Linked DNA regions of Homo sapiens: region 2 is linked to region 1. Evidence: read pairs that join two places in POLR2A ChIA-PET (ENCODE). Cell type or tissue: PC-9. All regions are shown on one strand. Each heading gives the region's core, and the rest is flanking DNA. Links, peaks and the distances in the headings are about the cores only.

What was found. Peaks named below come from ENCODE experiments on the same cell type or tissue, not always from the same donor. Only the 100,000 strongest peaks of a DNase experiment are listed, where the experiment ranks them.
Region 2: POLR2A ChIA-PET joins it to region 1 with 16 read pairs; 3 of 35 experiments call an interaction of 5 or more read pairs at or near these places.

What each region holds. Positions count from the first base shown.
Region 1 is chr4:183,346,349-183,351,726 of GRCh38, forward strand. No RefSeq gene overlaps it. Among named protein-coding and RNA genes, the nearest start is that of CLDN24, 27 kb to the left of the region's middle. RefSeq lists an enhancer at 1,960-3,159. In PC-9, for the core only: no CTCF peak of the experiment used is centred there; no DNase peak of the experiment used is centred there.
Region 2 is chr4:183,436,556-183,441,933 of GRCh38, forward strand. No RefSeq gene overlaps it. Among named protein-coding and RNA genes, the nearest start is that of CDKN2AIP, 5.4 kb to the right of the region's middle. RefSeq lists an enhancer at 1,442-2,641. In PC-9, for the core only: no CTCF peak of the experiment used is centred there; DNase peaks (open chromatin) are centred at 2,336 and 4,926; H3K4me3 peaks cover 570 bases; H3K27ac peaks cover 2,100 bases.

The DNA of each region.
Region 1 (5,378 bases), core at 57-5,056:
TTTTTGTATTTTTAGTAGAGATGGGTTTTCACCATGTTAGCCAGGATGGTCTCGATCTCCTGACCTTGTGATCCCCTCCCCACCCCAGCCTCCCAAAGTGCTGGGATTACAGGCATGAGCCACCACGCCCGGCCCTTAGTTCTTTAAAAATAATGGCTTAAAGCTGGGTGTGATGGTGGACACCTGTAATCCCAGCTACTCCGAGGCTGAGGTAGGAGAACCACTTGAACCCAGTAGGTAAAGGTTGCAGTGAGCCGAGGTAGCGCCACTGCACTCCAGCCTAGGCAATGGAGTAAGACTCCATCTCAAAAATAAAATAAAGTAAATAATAATAAATAATGACTTATTGTTCCTGTTTTATATGATCAATATCTTCCTTTTCTATTAAAATAAATGATATATATACACACATACTTTTTTTTTTTTTTTTTTTTTTTGGGACAGAACCTTGCTCTGTCATCCAGGCTGGAGTGCAGTGGCACCATCTCGGCTAACTGCAAGCTCCGCCTCCCAGGTTCAAGCCCTTCTCCTGCCTCAGCCCCCCCGAGTAGCTGGGACTACAGGCACCCGCCACCACGCCTGGCTAATTTTTTTGTATTTTTAGTAGAGACGGGGTTTCACCATGTAAGCCAGGATAGTCTCGATCTCCTGACCTTGTGATCCGCCCACCTCGGCATCCCAAAGTGCTGGGATTACACGCATGAGCCACTGCGCCCAGCCCTAAATAATAAATATTTTAAAGTCCTAGTCAGCCTGTTCCAATAATTCTGCTTTAGATGGTATATGTTGTTCCACTTTTTGGCTTTTCTTTTATGATGATGTACCGCAGGGTGCCTAGTTACTTTGGTCTCTAAGCTCATGTTTCCCGGGGGCACTGGCCACTCTGTCAGGGAGTGCCCATTTGGGCTGAAGGCCAGATCCTAGTGGAGGTGCCTCTTGGGAAGCTAAGGAGCAGGGAGGGATGAGCTACAGGGCGGGGAGACACGGGGACCGTAGAGCTCCTGACTGACCACCCCTGTCTGCTGCTGTGATGGTTAATTTTATACGTCAACTTGGCTGTGCTGAGGGATACCCAGACAGCTGGTGAAACATTATTTCTGGGCGTGTCTGTGAGGGTGTCTCCAGCAGAGACTGGCATTTGCCTCGGTGGACTGAGTAAAGAAGACCTCCCTCTCCAATGTGGATGAGCATCATGCCATCTCCTGAGGGCCCGAATAGAATACAAAAGCAGAAGAAGGCTGAATTCTCCCTTTCTCTCTCTTTCCCCTTGAACTGAGACATCCATCTTCTTCTGTCCTTGGACATCAGAGCTCCCGGTTCTAGGGCCTTTGGACTCTGGGGCTTGTATTAGAGCCCTTCCTCCAACCCCAGCCCCCAGGCCCCAGGGGTTGGGGTTCTCAGGGCTTCAGCCTCAGACTGAATTGCATCACCAGCATTCCTGGATCTTGAGCCGGCAGAGAGCAGATCATGGCACTTCTCAGCCTCCTTCTCATAACCCATGAGCCAAACAGTAGATCGCCTCTTCTCTATGCACAGAGAGCCTGGGGTTCTGTTTCTCCAGAGGACCCTAATACAGCTGCCATTCCACCAGACAGCGCCTTTCCTCTTGTCTAGCTTTTAGGCTCTTGGAAATAAGTGACAGGGAGGAGACAGTCTCCCCATGGAGCTGAAGAGGGTGCAGGAGTGGTACAACACCCAGCACAGTGGTGGAGCCCATCTGCTTTCCTCCACCTCCGTCCCTTTCCTCTCCTGACCCTGTCCTGCCCCAATATCGGTGTCCCAGACACTGGCCCCAATGGCCTGGACTGCTGCTGCAGATTTCTGTGGTGGATGGGGACAAGCAATAATTATTCCACAGCGCCTTGAGAAATGGGAAAAAACAGAACGTGCTATTTTTGTTAGTTCCTCTAATCCACACTTCTCTGCGGGGTCGGTCTGGAGGTAGAGGGCCAGAAACCTATGGGAGTCCACGGTCTTGCTGGACGCCTGCGCCCATTTTCTTATGGCAGGAAACCACCTCTTTGCACCAGAGGCGGACTTGGTGATGCTAATGTAAGTGCGCTCCAGGGCCCTGCACCCGCAGGAGTCCGTTCCAGATCCTGGGAGGGGCCTAGTAATTTGGTCACAAATTGGTCATGTTTTTCTTAAAATTTGCGAGTAGGATACTTTGCAATCAGTCAAGGCTACTCTCTCTTCCCTCCCTGTCTTTCCCCTCACCCTCCTTCCCCTCATGGGGGCCAGCGTTGGAGCATCTGCTTTTGGGGGATTTGACTCAGGAGAAATCGAATGGGGCTACATTTAATTGAGGTTAGGGGCAACGTCTCTGTGGTTGACAGTTATTCCCATGCATCAGGTTGCTGGTCACCCTCCCACTCCCTACCTTGCTGATGTGCCCGGCATCACAGCCTGCCTGACGACGCTGGCTGTGGCACAATGGCAAGGTGAATGTGGCCATGGGGGCTGGCCCCAGAACTCCAAAAGCAGTGTTGTCAGAGGCAATCGAACCACAGTGACTCCATCTTGAATAGGCAGTGGGTAAAATGAGGCTGAGACCTCCTGCATTCCCAGGAGGTTAGGCATTCTTAGTCACAGATGAGATAAGAGGTTGGCACAAGATATAGGTCACAAAGACCTTGCTGATGAAACAGCACGTGTTAAAGAAGCTGGTCAGAACCCACCAAACCAAGATGGTGACAACAGTGACCTCTGGTTGTCCTCACTGCCATTATATGCTGATTATAATGCATTGGCATGCTGACTCACATTTCCACCAGCGTCAGGACAGTTTAGAGATGCCGTGGCAACGTGAGGAAGTTGCCCTATATGGTCTAAGGGGGAGGGACCCTCAATTCCGGGAATAGCCCATCCTTTTCCCAGAAAATTCATGAATAATCAACCCCTTATCTGGCATATAATCAAGAAATAACTATAAGTGTAATCAGTGGGCAGCCAAGCCGCTGCCCTGTCCGTGGAGTAGCCATTCTTATTCCTTTACTTTCTTAATAAACTTGCTTTCACTTTACTCTGTGGATGCACCCAGAATTCTTTCTTGTGCGAAGTGCAAGAACCTTCTCTTGGGGTCTGGATCGGGACCCCTTTCTGGTTACAGAGTGACAGACACAAGGTTTGAAGTGTGCAGAACCAGATGCTGGCCTGTGGAAAATCTTCCAACCTCAGATACATAAAACTGTAAGCAGTAGATTCTGTTCTCATTAACACCTCGTCGAGATGGAAGGTCTCGCCCGTTTCATATATCCTTCAGAATGCATAGTACATCATAGTAAATGGAACATATTTCTTTTTTATGGAAATGGTGTGAAATAGAACTTACCAAAATTCCCGTGTTTGAGGGCACAAATCTCTAGCAGTACTTCAAATGGAAAGTACATCCGTGCGCGAAGTTGCATGCTTTATGCATCAGAAGTCTCGGATCGGGCCTTAGTGTAGCTGATGCATCTGTTGTCCAGATGAAGTCTGGCAGATCCAGATAGAACAGCATGCAAAATTATCCCAACACAGTGAAATAACCCAGAGAAACAAGTATTTCCAGGAACAAAACTACACATATTCATCAGTGAGTCAGTGTATTTCACCCAAGGATTTCCCGCCTGTGCGGCTCAGCACAAGCCTGAACAGTTTAAATGCACTTGAACGGCTCAGAGGAGGCCTGAATACTGCATTTCTTTTCTTTTCTTTTCTTTTCTTTTCTTTTCTTTTCTTTTCTTTTCTTTTCTTTTCTTTTCTTTTTTTTTTTTTTTTTGAGACGAAGTCTCGCTCTGTCACCCAGGCTGGAGTGCAATGGCATGATCTCAGTTCACTGCAACCTCCGCCTCCCGGGTTCAAGGGATTCTCCTGTCTCAGCCTCCTGAGTAGCTGGGATTACAGGTGCGCACCACCACACCCGGCTAATTTTATTTTTGTATTTTTAGTAGACAGGGGGTTTCACCACGTTGGTCAGGCTGGTCTTGAACTCCTGACCTCATGATCTGCCCGTCTCAGCCTCCCAAAGTACTGGGATTACAGGCGTGAGCCACCGCGCCCAGCCTGTGGCTGCCATTTCTAAACCACCCCTTCCTTGAGCACAGATCCTCTCCCCTCCAGCAATCCTCCCCCTTCTCTCAGGCATCCTCCACTCTCCGCTCTGTTCTGGCTCTCACCCATCAGCATGGGCTAAGGGTCCTCCCCGAAACAACACACCCTCTCTTGGCGCCACGTCTTGTTCCAGCCACTACCCTATCTTTCTCCCTCTCTTCACAGCAACTCCTAAAACAACTTTTCTGTATTTGCAATTCCCAATTTCTCTTCTCCATTTCCCTCAGGAACTTGTGCCCATCAGGCTTGTGTCCCATGGGTCCCCTGAAACGGGTCATTTCAGCCCTCTCCTTAGTTAACCCAGTGGCAGCACTCCAAGCCACTTTCTTCACTTACATTCCAGCCCAGAGCGTTTCTTAGGCAGCTGCATCTCAGTCTCTGTTCCGGAGTGAACGGTGTCGCCTCAGAAAGCTCTGTTAAAGTCCGTCATGCCACTTCCTCGGATGGTGACCTTATTTGGAAATAAGGTCATTGCAGATGGAATCAGTTACAATGAGCGCACGCTGGAGCACATGAGTGTGTCCTTATGGGAAGACAGCCCTGTGCAGACTCAGAGAGAAGACAAAGGGAGCTGGGGTCCCTCTCCTAAGAAGCTTAGCAATTCTCCATGCTGATTCCTATGGATTTGGAGGTGACACTTCCAGTATCACCACCGGGATGGATTTCCTATTTATCTCGCACGGTTCAGCAGGGTTTTGCATGCTTGTCGTTTCGACAAAGAAGACAGAAAGAGCAGAGATGGCCATTCAACCTCAGCCTGATGGGGGAGAGGTAACGCAGATGAGGAGGCAAGCCAGAGTATGAGAGACAAGAGGGAGGGGAGACTTGACGGTGTGTTTCAGTCATGGATCTAGTCCATTCTACAGGTAGCACCAGTCTGGCCCTGCCCAGTTATGTGTCAATTCATGTCCTTTGTTTTTCTTTTTGTAGAGACGAGGTCGGGCTATGTTGCCCGGGTGGGTCTCAAACTCCTGAGCTCAAGTGATTCTCCCGCCTCAGCCTCCCAAAGTGCTGGGATTACAGGCATCAGCTCCTACACCCAGCCATTGCCTGTTTTTTTTTTATTACAGTAATTCATGCTAAGTCTCTGTAACTTGCGCTTGAAAGAGCTCACTGCAACCTCTGCTTCCCGGATTCAAGCAATTCTCCTGCCTCAGCCTCCTGAGTAGCTGGGATTACAGGCATACGCCATCACACCTGGCTAATTTTTGTATTTTTAGTAGAGATGAGGTTTCACCATGTTGGTTAGGCTGGTCTTGAACTCGTGACCTCAAGTGATCTGCTCA
Region 2 (5,378 bases), core at 103-5,102, 90 kb after region 1:
GCCTCAGAGAGAACCTGTGCTCCCCAGCACAGTGCAGTAGGCGATGGAATGTTCACCCGTGCCTGAGAGGGGCATGAGCACAGCAGGGAGAGTCACCTGACCTAAAGAGGCGCTGCTACAGGGATGAGGAGGAAGCAGCAGTGGCCTTTGTGGGCCAAAACCTGGTGGGAAGATGGCTATTTCAGGGGATGCCTGGGAGCGCCTCACCTTGTCCCTGACCCTGCCTTTGTGCCTCAGCACTGTGTCAGCTCCCTGGAATGGATACTCAAATTCGTACAGAAGGAAGTAAAATCTTCAGGTGACTGAAATTAAGTTTCCACCATTTGGTAGGATGGGACCTTAAAATAGAAAACAAATTTAGGCCGGGCGCCGTGGCTCACTCCTGTAATCCCAGCACTTTGGGAGGCCGAGGTGGGTGGATCACCTGAGTTCAGGAGTTTGACACCAGCCTGGCCAATGTGGTGAAACCCTGTTCTCTACTAAAAATACAAAAAATCAGCCGGGCATGGTGGTGTGCACTTGTAATCCCAGCTACCAGGGAGGCTGAGGCAGGAGAATTGCTTGAACCCAGGAGGCAGAGGTTGCAGTGAGCCGAGATTGTGACACTGCACTCCAGGCTAGCGAGAGAGCAAGACTCTGTCTCAAAAAAAAAAAAAAAAAAAGAAAAGAACAAAAATTTAATCAGAGGAAAATACTGTAGCTACATTTGTTTACACACCTTGAAATTATGGACAGAGATTTGTACCTACCATACTCAGAATTTATTTGAAAAAAAATGTTCTCTGCATAAACAACAAACAATTATTAAACTTTGTCAATATTACCAAATAAAACCTAAAATGTTTCTAAAGTTCATTAATTGGATTTAAACTATGTGCCTTTATAGACATCATCTCGTTTATTTCTTATGATTCATAGGTGCTGGTATCCCCTTTTACAGGTAAGGAAACGAAGACTTAGAAAAGTGAAATAATTTGCCCATGGACACAATGATGGTAATTAGCAGAACCAGAATTCCAACTCAGGAATGTCTGACTCCCAAGTCTATATTTTTGATCACTAAATTAAGCTCTATGCTGTTCTTTCCTCTGGCTTTCTAGATCCCTCCAGGAACATTCCTTTCTGCTTCCTTGGCTGCTCACATTTACAAGGCAATCACACATTGATGAACTGGAGCCCTGGGTACAAAGAAGCACAATTTTTTTTTTATCCTTCCTGCTCCTAATTCCCAAAGGGCCCAACAATTAAGTGGATTATTGTGGTCATAATCTTAGTTTTTTGATTTAACAAGTCTTTTTTTTTTTTTCTTTTGAGATACAATCTCACTCTGTTGCCCAGGCTGGAGTGCAGTGGCGCGATCTCAGCTCACTGCAATCTCCGCCTCCTGGGTTCAAGCAATTCTCCTGCTTCAGCCTCCTGAGTAGCTGGGATTACAGGTGCGCACGACTATGCCTGGCTAATTTTTGTATTTTTAGTAAAGACGGGGTTTCACCATGTTGGTCAAGCTGGTCTCAAACTCCTGACCTCTGATCTGCCTGCCTTGGCCTCTCAGAGTGTTGGGATTACAGGCGTAAGCCACTGTACCTGGCCTGGATTTAACAAGTCTTAGCTCAGTTCTTATTTATCTTTCAGTCACCACACCTTGTGAGTTAATCATTGGACAATAATCAGCTTGGACAGTAAGTTAACCACTCTGAACCTAGGTTTCTTTGTCTACGAAATAAATGCAATCTCTAAGGTCCTCCTCCAGCTTAAATTTTCCATGATTCTGAAGAATCAGGATCAAGTTTATTGGTTTATGGGAAGTTGAACTGCAGTTCTCCAAATACCAACTCTTCTCTGATCTCCATCTCTCTCGTAGATTTAAATCCCCCACATTCTGGGATGAGGGATAGGTGTAGAGCTTCACAAAGGGATGGGAAAATAAAATATAATAATATCTCACCTTGTCGGCATGAGGAGGAACATGAAGACTAAAAAGATGAAATTGTCTTCCTTAAGGCTCTACGAAACAGCATATAAAAATGTAAAAATTGGTATAAAAAGGTTTTTCACTTTGGCTAAAATGGAAGCCATCCTGACAGCAGTGCCTCTTAGAATTGCCTTGTGTCATTTAAACCTGCTTACTACTATCGTTTCTTTAACATCTTTTCTGGTATTTGGCCATCCTTCTATTCATATTGTTTTATCTCCATTTCCTTGAGTGTAAATTCTTTTATTTATTGAGTTTGTTATTTTCCTTGCATGATACTGACCTTACTCAGATATTTTATCATTCTTAGGGCGAGTGCATGACTCAGACCTGTACAGTCATTTCATACACCTGGATAGTGTTTATGTAAGGGATATATGACTCAACAGGACAAAAGAACTCCCAACAGAACCTTAGGACGCTGGCAGAAACTACCAGGAAAGAGAAGCTCTCTTGCTACTGAAGTTGCTGAGCTATGAAGAACGTATGCTGTGAGCTAATAGGAAGCATTTTGCCACTCCGTAGGAAGAGCTTGCCTGAGACTGTAGAGACAAGAGAAACAGGTTTCCTGACTATATTGTTTCAGTACCTGGATCCCACAGTCGGGGGAGAGTCCCCCTCGGGACTCTGAATAACACAGCCAATAAATTCCCTTTTTGTTTCAGCACAAGCCATTTTAAATCATAATTTTTTGTCACTAGCAACCGAAATTAATCAAACGAAAATCTGTGAACCTGTAGAGAAAGTCCATAGTTCTCTAACTTCACATCAGTAGATGCCCAAGGGGCCTTTCTGTTTTTTCGTTTTTGTTTTTGTTTTTTTGAGATGGAGTCTCACTCTGTCACCCAGGCTGGAGTGCAGTGGTGCGATCTTGGCTCACTGAAACCTCCGCCTCCCTGGTTCATGCAATTCTCTGCCTCAGCCTCCCAAGTAGCTGGGATTACAGGCGCCCGCCACCACTCCCGGCTAATTTTTGTATTTTTTTAGTAGAGACGGGGTTTCACCATGTTGGCCAGGCTGGTCTTGAACTCCTGACCTCAGGTGATCCACCCGCCTCAGCCTCCCAAAGTGCTGGGATTACAGGCATGAGCCACCGCGTAGAGGTCAATTGCGACACTACAGGAAAAGAAGGTAAAGTGGAGTCACATCTGACTTCCATTTACATGCTGGTTTTAGAAACTCACCCCCATGAAAGATATAACTTCGCAATCTACTTAATCCTCACAGCAGCAAACAAATTTATTAACATTTATTAATGTTAAGGCTTAATGTAAAAACAATGGCATAAATCCTGCAGGTAAGTAGGAAAACTTCAGAATTATCCATCTGCTGTCGATTTATCACTAGAGATTAGATTTTATCCTGAACGCATATTTTGGGAATATCTAAATATCTGTAATATGGTCTCTCCAGAATTTTCTTACATGATGTGGAAATCAAGAGCTACCTGCCTGAAGTTGATAGATTTAAAAATGATGATTAAGTATAATATTTGAATTTATGACAGGTAGCCAACGGGAAAACAATAAAAGATAACAAAAATTAGGAGAAAAAAGGGGTAGTGTAAATGATATGGATTTCTCAGCTTCAACATTCAGGAGTGAAATAAGTACTGCTTAAAGTTGAAAAAATAAGAAATGGAAGTATAAGCATTTAATTTGGAGTTATGAAAATAATCACCCAAAGAAATCAAGATAGAAATGACATGAATGCTGATGTCCACAGAGTGGGACCAGGTTGAGTGAGGGAGATTGTTTGCTTTCATTTATGCCTCTTTTTTTCTACTTAGATGTTTCATTTTTGTGTGCACACATTATATTTTTATTTTATTTTAATTTTTGAGACAGTCTCCCTTTATCGCCCAGGCTGGAGTGCAGCGGTGCGATCACAACTCACTGCAACCTCGACCTCGTGGGCTCAAGTGATCCTCCCACCTTAGCCTCTTGAGTAGCTGGAACTAGAGGTATGTACCAACACACCCAACTATGTTTTGTATTTTTTGTAGAGACAGGGTCTTGCCATGTAGACTAGGCTGGCCTTGAACCCCTGGGCTCAAGTAATCTGCCCACCTTGGCCTCCCAAAGTGTTAGGATTACAGGTGTGAGCCACCACGCCCAGCCTGTAATTTTAAATTGGCCAAAAAGACTATGTTCATCTAGGCAGCCTGCTCTTCTGCCCTCTAAAATATCCATTGCGAGCATTCTCTGCACCATCAGATGGCCTCCATGTCAACGTCTCAGCTCCAAACTTACAAACGTCTTCTTTTAAAACAGAGGAAGTGTCTGCCCACCTAAGGTTAATCTCTCCACCTGTGTGTGGATCCCAGCCACACCTATGTCTGCAGAAATTGCTAATTACCCTCTTTTTCTTCAGATCCTCAAACTCTCCTTTTCTGTGAGTTGCCTTCAAGCAGTGGGCAACATGCTCAGGCTACTCCCATCTGAAATTGAAGCCACCTTGACCCCATGACCCTGTCCAGCTTCCTCTATCTTCTCCCCTTTACAGCCAAATATCTCCATTTCCGACTCCTGAACTCACTCTGATATGGAGTCTTCATCACTGCAGTAAAAACGGCTTTTGCCAAGCTCACAGGTGGCTCCAGTCCGTAATCAGACTGTTACTACCTATCTTCATCCTACTTGATTTCTCAAAGCTTCTAACAGAGGGGATCACTCTTAAAACATTCTCTTACTTTTTCAGAACATCCCACCTTATCACTGTAATTTGGCAGATTTGTGTCCTCACACATCATTAGCATAAAATATTTCCCCTCACCATGAAGTATTTCTCACATCAAGTCATAACCTTGGCCATAACTGGAGTATTTGCTCCTCACAAGCCTCTCCACATGCAGACCTTCCTGCCAAAGGCTTTCTTGCTTCCACAGTCACATCCAGGAACAGGGGCAATCCCTTCATGTTGCTCCATGGGAAAGCCATCTGCAGAAAAGCCAGCTTGCCGCTGGAATTTTTATTGGATGTCTTCAGAGAGATATGCTACAGAACCAGTTTCAGTGAATGGGCTTCCACTTACAGCAGAAAATTTAATCCTGTGAACTCAGTCACTTGTTTGAAACTCAATTTGGGATGATAGTGGATCTTTCTCAATTCATTAGAATTCTCTCCCTTTTCTCCTCTGAGTAGATTTCTAGTGAGGGCAGTGGTGGGGTGAGGCTTGGTTATCATCCTAGCATTGTCTTGTGCTTTCTTCCCTGTGGGCTCTGCTGGGAGTATAACTGCTTGATCTACCAGCACAAGCAATGCACACTGATCATTTCAGGAGAGGTTGAGGGTCCTCTCCTATTGATGCGGCCTGACGGGCACTGGTCTGATGACTTGCTGAAAACTAGCTGCATCTCCCTTTGCTGACAAGCTGACCACCCCTAGCCTCATTCACCTTGGACCCT